2 separate regions of the Homo sapiens genome follow, and region 2 is linked to region 1. Evidence: read pairs that join two places in POLR2A ChIA-PET (ENCODE). Cell type or tissue: OCI-LY7. All regions are shown on one strand.

The links. Peaks named below come from ENCODE experiments on the same cell type or tissue, not always from the same donor. Only the 100,000 strongest peaks of a DNase experiment are listed, where the experiment ranks them.
Region 2: POLR2A ChIA-PET joins it to region 1 with 7 read pairs; 1 of 35 experiments calls an interaction of 5 or more read pairs at or near these places.

Annotation. Positions count from the first base shown.
Region 1 is chr19:17,169,287-17,173,286 of GRCh38, forward strand. MYO9B (myosin IXB) reads left to right here. Exons shown (of 40, transcript NM_004145.4): 12 at 3,050-3,191; 13 at 3,473-3,677. Among named protein-coding and RNA genes, the nearest start is that of USE1, 44 kb to the right of the region's middle. In OCI-LY7, no CTCF peak of the experiment used is centred here; a DNase peak (open chromatin) is centred at 1,595.
Region 2 is chr19:18,159,310-18,163,309 of GRCh38, forward strand. It overlaps PIK3R2 (phosphoinositide-3-kinase regulatory subunit 2), which reads left to right. Exons shown (of 16, transcript NM_005027.4): 3 at 1,162-1,254; 4 at 1,610-1,660; 5 at 1,745-1,876; 6 at 1,970-2,186; 7 at 2,657-2,742; 8 at 2,893-3,001; 9 at 3,099-3,197; 10 at 3,658-3,838; 11 at 3,954-4,000. Among named protein-coding and RNA genes, the nearest start is that of PIK3R2, 8.1 kb to the left of the region's middle. RefSeq lists silencers at 83-287, 1,779-2,278 and an enhancer at 1,071-1,620. In OCI-LY7, a CTCF peak has its summit at 2,157 (motif pointing right); a DNase peak (open chromatin) is centred at 2,102; H3K4me3 peaks cover 1,120 bases; H3K27ac peaks cover 849 bases.

The sequences.
Region 1 (4,000 bases):
GCTTGAACCTGGGAGGCGGAGGTTGCAGTGAGCGGAGATCACTCCATTGCACTCCAGCCTGGGTGACAGACCAAGACTCTGTCTCAAAAAAAAAAAAAAAAAAAAAGATTCCATCTCTACAAAAAAATTTTTAACCAGCCTGGCCAACATGGCAAAACCCCATCTCTACTAAAAATGCAAAAATTAGCCAGGCATGGTGGCGGGTGCCTATAATTCCAGCTACTTGGGAGGCTGAGGCAGGAGAATTGTTTGAACCCGGGAGGTGGAGTTCTTAAAACCACAGTAATCTATTCTCTTATGGTTCTGGAAGCTGGAAGTCTAAAGTCAAACTGTCAGCAGAGCTGTGCTGCCTCCAGAGGCTCCAAGGGAGGACCCTTTCTTGCCTCCTCCAGCTTCTAGGGGTCCAAGCTTTCCTTGGCTTTTGGCCACATCACTCCAGTCCCTGCCTCCCTCTTCCTCTTCACATGGACTTCTTCCCTCTGTGTCTGCATCATTCATCTCAATCCTGTCTCCTCCTTTTTTTTTTTTTTTTTTTTTTTTTTTTTGAGACAGGCTCTTCTTGCTCTGTTGCCCAGGCTGGAGGGTAGTGGCGCCATCTTGGCTCAAGTTAATTGGCGTCATCTCAGCTCACTGTAACCCCCACCTCCCAGGATCAAGCGATTCTCGTGTCTCAGCCTCCCGAGTAGCTGGGATCACAGGTGCCTTGCCACCATGCCCAGCTAATTTTTGTATTTTTAGTAGAGATGGGGTTTTTTCACCATGTTGGCCAGGCTGCTTAAAAATTTTTTTTTGTAGAGATGGAATCTCCCTGTATTGCCCAGGCTAGTCTTGAACTCCTGGGCTCAAGCAGTCCTCTCACCTTGACCTCCCAAAGTGCTGGGACCATAGGTGTGAGCCATTACACCTGACCCTGTCTTCTGTTTTTAGAAGGACACCATCCATATGGAACTAGGTCCCACGCTAATGACCTCATCTTAACTAATTACATCTCCAAAGACCCTATTTTCCAAATAAGGTCACATTCAAAAGTTGGTGGTATGGGGTTAAGATATGGACATATTGTCTTATCAGCAGCTCTATCAGACCCATCCCTTGCCAATGACATCTCCAAGGGGCTGGCCAGAGACTCAAATGAATGAGGCACATCCCCTGCCTCAAACCTAGTCCCTGTCCAGGTCAGGGAGACAGACACATCCCTCTGAGGCTGGGGTCCAGGTAGAGAATGTTCAGATAAGAGCATTTGTGCCAGGTGCGGTGGCTCCCACCTGTAATTCCAACACTTTGGGAGGCCGAGGTGGAGGATCATTTGAGACCAGGAGTTAAAGACCAGCCTGGGCACCATAGTGAGACCCCATCTCTACAAAAAAAAAAAAAAAAAAAAAAAAAAACTAGCTGGGCACAGTGGCATGCACCTATAGTCCCAGCTACTCAGGAGGCTGAGGCAGGAGGATCACTTGAGCCCAGAGAGTCAAGGCTACAGTGAGTTGTGATTGTACCATTGCATTCTAGCCTGGGCAACAGAGCAAGACCCCAGCTCTAAAAATTAAAAAAAAAAAAAAAAAAGTAGAGACGGCAGTAGGAGGAGCTACGTCATCACAACCAGGAAACTCCCAGGGTCAGATCAGGGGAAGCCCGTGAGGCAAGGCCTGGCCCAGCAGGCTCGAGTCTCTTTAAAATCTTGCTATTTTTGCTCATCATGGAATTTTTTTTTTCTTTTTGCACATTGATTTAGATTTTCTGAAATACTGTGCTAAAATATTACCTATCTCAATGACTGAGGGTTTTGGGGGACACTCAAGGCAGATGCCTTACACTCCATACCCTCTTTACAGTCCTGGAAATGATATGTTTCATAGCTATAGACTCTCCCCTCCTTGGCCCCGTTAACGCGGAGCCCCCGATGTTGGGATCTGGGCATGCGTTCCGCTGCCTGTATTTTCAAAAGTGGGGCCGGGCTCAGGCAGCATTTGCCAAACCAACAACATCATTTCCCTCCTGGGAGGCAGACTCAGTCAGGTACAAGGAGTCCCTTATTCTGCCCCCACAATCTCCCCCTCCCCGGAGCACAACAGAGCCCTGCTTCATCCTCCTCTCCTAGCCTCTTCTTCCAACTGTGGAGCAGGAGAAGGACCCCCTGTCCAAGGTATGGCATTGAGGTACAAATGGCTCCAAGACCAGAAGTCACCCAGGCCCAGGATTATTCTTAGGAGCTGCCTACGATGGGTAACAGATCCAGACCTCCCAGGGGACAGACTTTGCAGACGCCACCAAGCCTGGTCAGCGACCTCTCTCCAAGCCCCCTAGAAAACAGCCATGTGGGGTCGAAGAGAGTGAGCCACCCAGACTCAGGCACTGGGCTACTCAATGTTAATTCTGCAGCCCTGGCTGGGCGCGGTGGCTCACGCCTATAATCCTAGTCGTTTGGGAGGCTGAGGCAGGAGGATCACTTGAGGCCAGGAGTTCAAGACCAGCCTGGGTAACATAGCAAGTCCCCTTCTCTTAAGAAAAAGAAAAACATTGTACTATAGTCCCAGCTACTCAGGAAGCTGAGGCAGGAAGATCCCTTGAGCCCAGGAGGTCAAGGCCACAGTGAGCTGTGATCGTACCACTACACTATAGCCTGGGCAACAGAGTGAGACCCTGTCTCCAAAGAAACAAATATTTTTCTGTTTTAAAAATCCTGAAGCCTTGAGAGCGTCACTTCACCCTCAGCCTCCTTGTACCAGGCTGCAGCTATGCCAGCTGACGCAGAGAGCAGAGTCCCAGCCCTCCACCAGCGTGTTCAGCATGAGGCAGGCAGGCACACCCAGATAGCAGCGTCCCAGCCCTCTGCCAGCATGTTCGGCATGAGGCAGGCAGGCGCACTGTCATTCCTTCCTTTCTTCACTCCTTCACCCACCCCTCTGTGCACAGAGCCCTGTGCCACTTCACTGCTCTGCCCACCCCATGCACCCACCCACCTCGTGCACCAGGGGTCTGCAAGATAAAATACACAGCAGGTAAATCAGCCGCTGTTCATGCCTGCAAAGGTTCCATGTTCTGTTCCCAGCTTCCCCCACGCCACGAGCCAGACCCTGCTGGCCAAGTTCAAACAGCAACATGAGGACAATAAGTACTTCCTGGGCACCCCGGTCATGGAGCCAGCTTTCATCATCCAGCACTTCGCAGGGAAGGTGAAATATCAGATCAAGGTAGGTGTCTGCCCATCACCACTGGTGGAAGCCTGAGGGAAGCCACAGTCAGCCCAGAAGCCCATGTGGGAGGATCCTCCTGTGGGCGAGGTTCCAGGGTGCTCAGAACCCACCGCGAATCCCCGGCTCCAATGTCCAAGGCGCCATAGTTCAAGAACTGCCATTTGCACTTAGGATGGGCCCCACCCCACCGTCAGCCCTTCCTGCGCCAGCCCGGGGTCTTTGGTAGGCGCCGGTGAGTGACTATCCCCGAGTGACCGCCCACATCCATCCCCCACCAGGACTTCCGGGAGAAGAACATGGACTACATGCGGCCAGACATCGTGGCCCTGCTGCGGGGCAGTGACAGCTCCTACGTGCGGGAGCTCATCGGCATGGACCCCGTGGCCGTGTTCCGCTGGGCCGTGCTCCGGGCTGCTATCCGGGCCATGGCAGTGCTTCGGGAGGCCGGACGCCTGCGGGCCGAGAGGGCCGAAAAGGCTGCAGGTGGGAGCTGGGGCGTGAACCCACAAAAGCGTCACTGTCGAGAGGGGGGCACATCCTGAGTTCATCTTAAAGTGAACACTTCAGTGGCATTTAGTACATTCATTATGTTGTGCAAACGCCACCTGTCTACCTGAAGTGTTCCTGTCACCCTGAACAGAAACTCGACCTGCGTGTGTAATTTAACCTCAGGGCATGCTATCAGCAACTCCATCAGGCGTCTCCTTTGCAAATGATGCCCTCTGATCCCACTGGCCCTGGGAGTTTGCTGATTGTGATAATGTAGCTCTTCCTAGTGTTTTGCCTCTTGTTTCTCTCTCTCTGTC
Region 2 (4,000 bases), 990 kb after region 1:
TCATGTTTCTGGAGGCTGGAAGTCCAAAATCAGGGTCGTGCCCCCTCTGAAGTTTCCTTCCTTGCAGCTTCTGGTGCCTCCAGGCATTCATTCCTCTCATGCATGGGTTGATTATTCCAGTCTCTGCCTTGGCTTTCTCTTCTTTTTTTTGAGACAGAGTCTCACTCTGTCACCCAGACTGGAGTGCTATGGCATGATCTCAGCTCACTGCAACCTCCGCCTCCTGGGTTCAAGCAATTCCTGCCTCAGCCTCCTGAGTAGTTGGGATTACAGGTGCGCACCACCACACCTGGCTCATTTTTTTTTTGTATTTTTAGTAGAGATGGGGTTTCACCATGTTGGCCAGGCTGGTCTTGAACTCTTAACCTCAAGTGACCTGCTGGTCTCAGCCTCCCAAAGTACTAGGATTACAGGCATGAGCCACCGCACCCGGCCTGTTGACTTATTTTTGAAACGGAGTCTTGCTCTGTCGCCCAGGCTGGAGTGCAGTGGTGCAATCTTGGCTCACTGCAACCTCCGCCTCCCGGGTTCAAGCGATTCTCCTGCCTCAACCTCCCGAGTAGCTGGGATTACAGGCACCCACCACCACGCCCAGCTAATTTTTCTGATTTTAGTAGAGACAGGTTCGCCATGTTGGTCAGGCTGGTTCGAATTCCTGGCCTCAGGTGATCCACCCACCTCGGTCTCCCAAAGTGCTGGGATTCCAGGCTTGAGCCGCCATCCTGGCCGGCTTTCTCTTGTTACAAGGACATCAGCCAGTGGGTTTAGTGTCCACCCTAATGCCAGGCTGGTCTCATGTACAGATTCTTGCTTTCCTTACACCTGCAAAGACCTATTTCCAAATAAGGTCACAGGTACCAGGGATGAGGACTTGGACATATCTTTTTGGGGACTTTATTCAGCGCACTCCACCTAGTCTGTGAAGTTGTGTGAACTCCTCATATTCTAACCCAGAAAATTGTGTCCCATCAATTCTGCCCTTTCCCAGCCCCTCCACCCAAGGTCTTGCAGCCTCCTGCGGATGGGAGTCAAGGTGCCAAGCACTTGCCTGAGCTGGGCCCTGCCTCAAACTGCCCCAGCTGAGGTTCAGCCAGCAAAGAGAGGGGCTGGGCTCCTTCCAGGAACCCCACCAACATGCAACCCCCCTGTTTCCCCCACCAGGCCTCACACTCCCCGACTTGCCCGAGCAGTTCTCCCCACCTGATGTGGCTCCCCCTCTTCTGGTGAAGCTTGTGGAGGCCATTGAAAGGACAGGTAAGTTCCAGCCTGGCTGCAGCCCCTGGATTCTGCTTGCTTACCTCTAGTGACAGGCGACTCATCCTCTCACAGGGCCTCCAAGCTCATGCTGCACGGAAACAGGCTGAGCCTGGATGCCCTGGGCCTCTATGTTGAATAGGGCACAGAGTGACTCCTAAGGGAAGATGGGAAGGTGAACATGACCAGGCCACTGCATGTGCTGTGCCCTCTCCCAGTTCTCCCTCCCCACCCCTCCCATGCCCTTATCTCTGGGCAGCAAAGGGAGACTGCAGGGGGGTTGAGCGGCCAGTCCAGGCCTCACGAGGTCGGGGCAGCATTTGAGAGCTGACTCGCCTGTCCCCTTCACCCCCAGGGCTGGACAGCGAATCTCACTACCGCCCGGAGCTGCCCGCACCGCGTACAGGTGAAGGGGAGCCTCAATGGGGTTGGGAGGAGGCTGGGGGCCCCAGTACACATGAGTTGGACGTGTGCCCCCCTGCACCCGCAGACTGGTCCCTGAGCGACGTGGATCAGTGGGACACGGCAGCCCTGGCTGACGGCATTAAGAGCTTCCTGCTGGCACTGCCCGCGCCGCTCGTGACCCCCGAGGCCTCGGCCGAGGCGCGCCGGGCCCTGCGGGGTGAGCCTGGCGGGTAGCCCGGGGGAAGGAGGGGGCTGTAGCGGGTGGGAGGGCCCAGGCCTGGCTCACCCTGCCCTGGCCATCTGTCCGCAGAGGCCGCGGGGCCCGTGGGGCCGGCGCTGGAGCCACCGACGCTGCCGCTGCACCGCGCGCTCACGCTGCGCTTCCTGCTCCAGCACCTGGGCCGCGTGGCCAGCCGCGCCCCGGCCCTGGGTCCCGCGGTCCGGGCCCTGGGCGCCACCTTTGGGCCGCTGCTGCTGCGCGCGCCGCCGCCGCCGTCCTCGCCGCCGCCAGGGGGCGCTCCCGACGGGTGAGGGGCGGGGCGGAGCCGGAGCGAGCAGGGGTGGAGTTTGGGGTGGGGCGGGCGGGGCATGGCCAGAGTGAGCGGCGTCTAGACCCTAAGAAGGGAGGGGATGGGGTCCAGAGTGAGAAGCTGCGTTCTTGTGATGACGGAGCGGAGACCTGGGCTCCTGAGTCGTGGGACAGAAGGTGAAGGGGCCTAGTCCCGAAGCATGTGGGTGGTGCCTGCACCTTCCCTTCTGCTCGTCGCAGCTCCGGTACTGGTCTCTCGCTCGCCTTTGTGTGAGAATCTATGGAGCACTTACTGCATACAGCTATGAGGGAGCTGGCCTCGCACATGTGCCTGTATCATCTCCTCCTCCGCCCTGCACATACTGTCTCGTATATACCCCCAGGCGTGCAAGCGCACGCACAATCCTGTGCACATGCGTGGGCGGACAGGCCCTACCCAGCCCTCACCACACTCCCCTTCCCCCTAAGGAGTGAGCCCAGCCCTGACTTCCCGGCGCTGCTGGTGGAGAAGCTGCTTCAGGAACACTTGGAAGAGCAGGAGGTTGCGCCCCCAGGTGAGTCCCCTGTATTGCTGTCATTTCTTCCCGTTGGGGGCCGTAAATACTGATCCCTGAGTGCTGCCGGCATCAGCAGGCTGGTTGCAGTGGGAGGCAGCCACAGTATACAGTCGGTGCTCAGGATGCATTTGTTTTCCTGTCCCCCAGCGCTGCCGCCTAAACCCCCCAAGGCAAAGCCGGCCTCCACAGTCCTGGCCAATGGAGGGAGCCCACCCTCCCTGCAGGATGCTGAGTGGTACTGGGGGGACATTTCAAGGTAGGTTGCTGGCAGGGGGCCAGGGACCAAGGAGGTGTCACAGGGTGAGCGGGGTCTCCAGGTGGCTCGGCAGTCCCAATGTTGGATGTTCCCACAGGGAGGAGGTGAACGAGAAACTCCGGGACACTCCCGATGGCACCTTCCTAGTCCGAGATGCTTCTAGCAAGATCCAGGGCGAGTACACGCTGACCCTCAGGTGGGGGCCTGTCCCTGCAAGGATAACCGGGGGTCACAGGTCACAGAGACCGGGAGTTCAGAGGGGATAGAACATGTGCGGTTTCAAGAATGGAGGGCCAGGCACGGTGGCTTACACCTGTAATCCCAGCACTTTGGGAGGCTGAGGCTGGCAGAACACCTGAGGTCAGGAGTTTAAAACCAGCCTGGCCAACATGGTGAAACCCCGTCTCTACTAAAAAATTAAAAAAAAAAATTAGCCAGGCATGGTGATGGATGCCTGTAATCCCAACTACTCGGGAGGCTGAGGCAGGAGAATTGCTTGAACCCGGGAGGTGGAGGTTGCAGTGAGCCGAAATCGCACCACTGCACTGCAGCCTGGACAACAGAGCAGCAAGACTCTGTCTCAAAAAAAAAGGGGACAGGGATTGAGGGTCAGGTGCGGGGTCCCACTGGGTGCCGACACCCCTCTCCTCCCCCAGGAAAGGCGGGAACAATAAGCTGATCAAGGTCTTCCACCGAGATGGGCACTATGGCTTCTCAGAGCCACTCACCTTCTGCTCCGTTGTGGACCTCATCAATCACTACCGCCACGAGTCTCTGGCCCAGTACAATGCCAAGCTGGACACACGGCTCCTCTACCCTGTGTCCAAATACCAGCAGGTCCGTGCTGGCCTGGGAGCCAGGGAGGGTAGCACCTGGCTGGCCCCAGGCCTCAGTTTCCTAGGTAGACCCGACCAGGCTATGCATCTCCCCTCATTCCGCCACGTATCTCCAGGACCAGATTGTCAAGGAGGACAGCGTGGAGGCAGTGGGCGCCCAGCT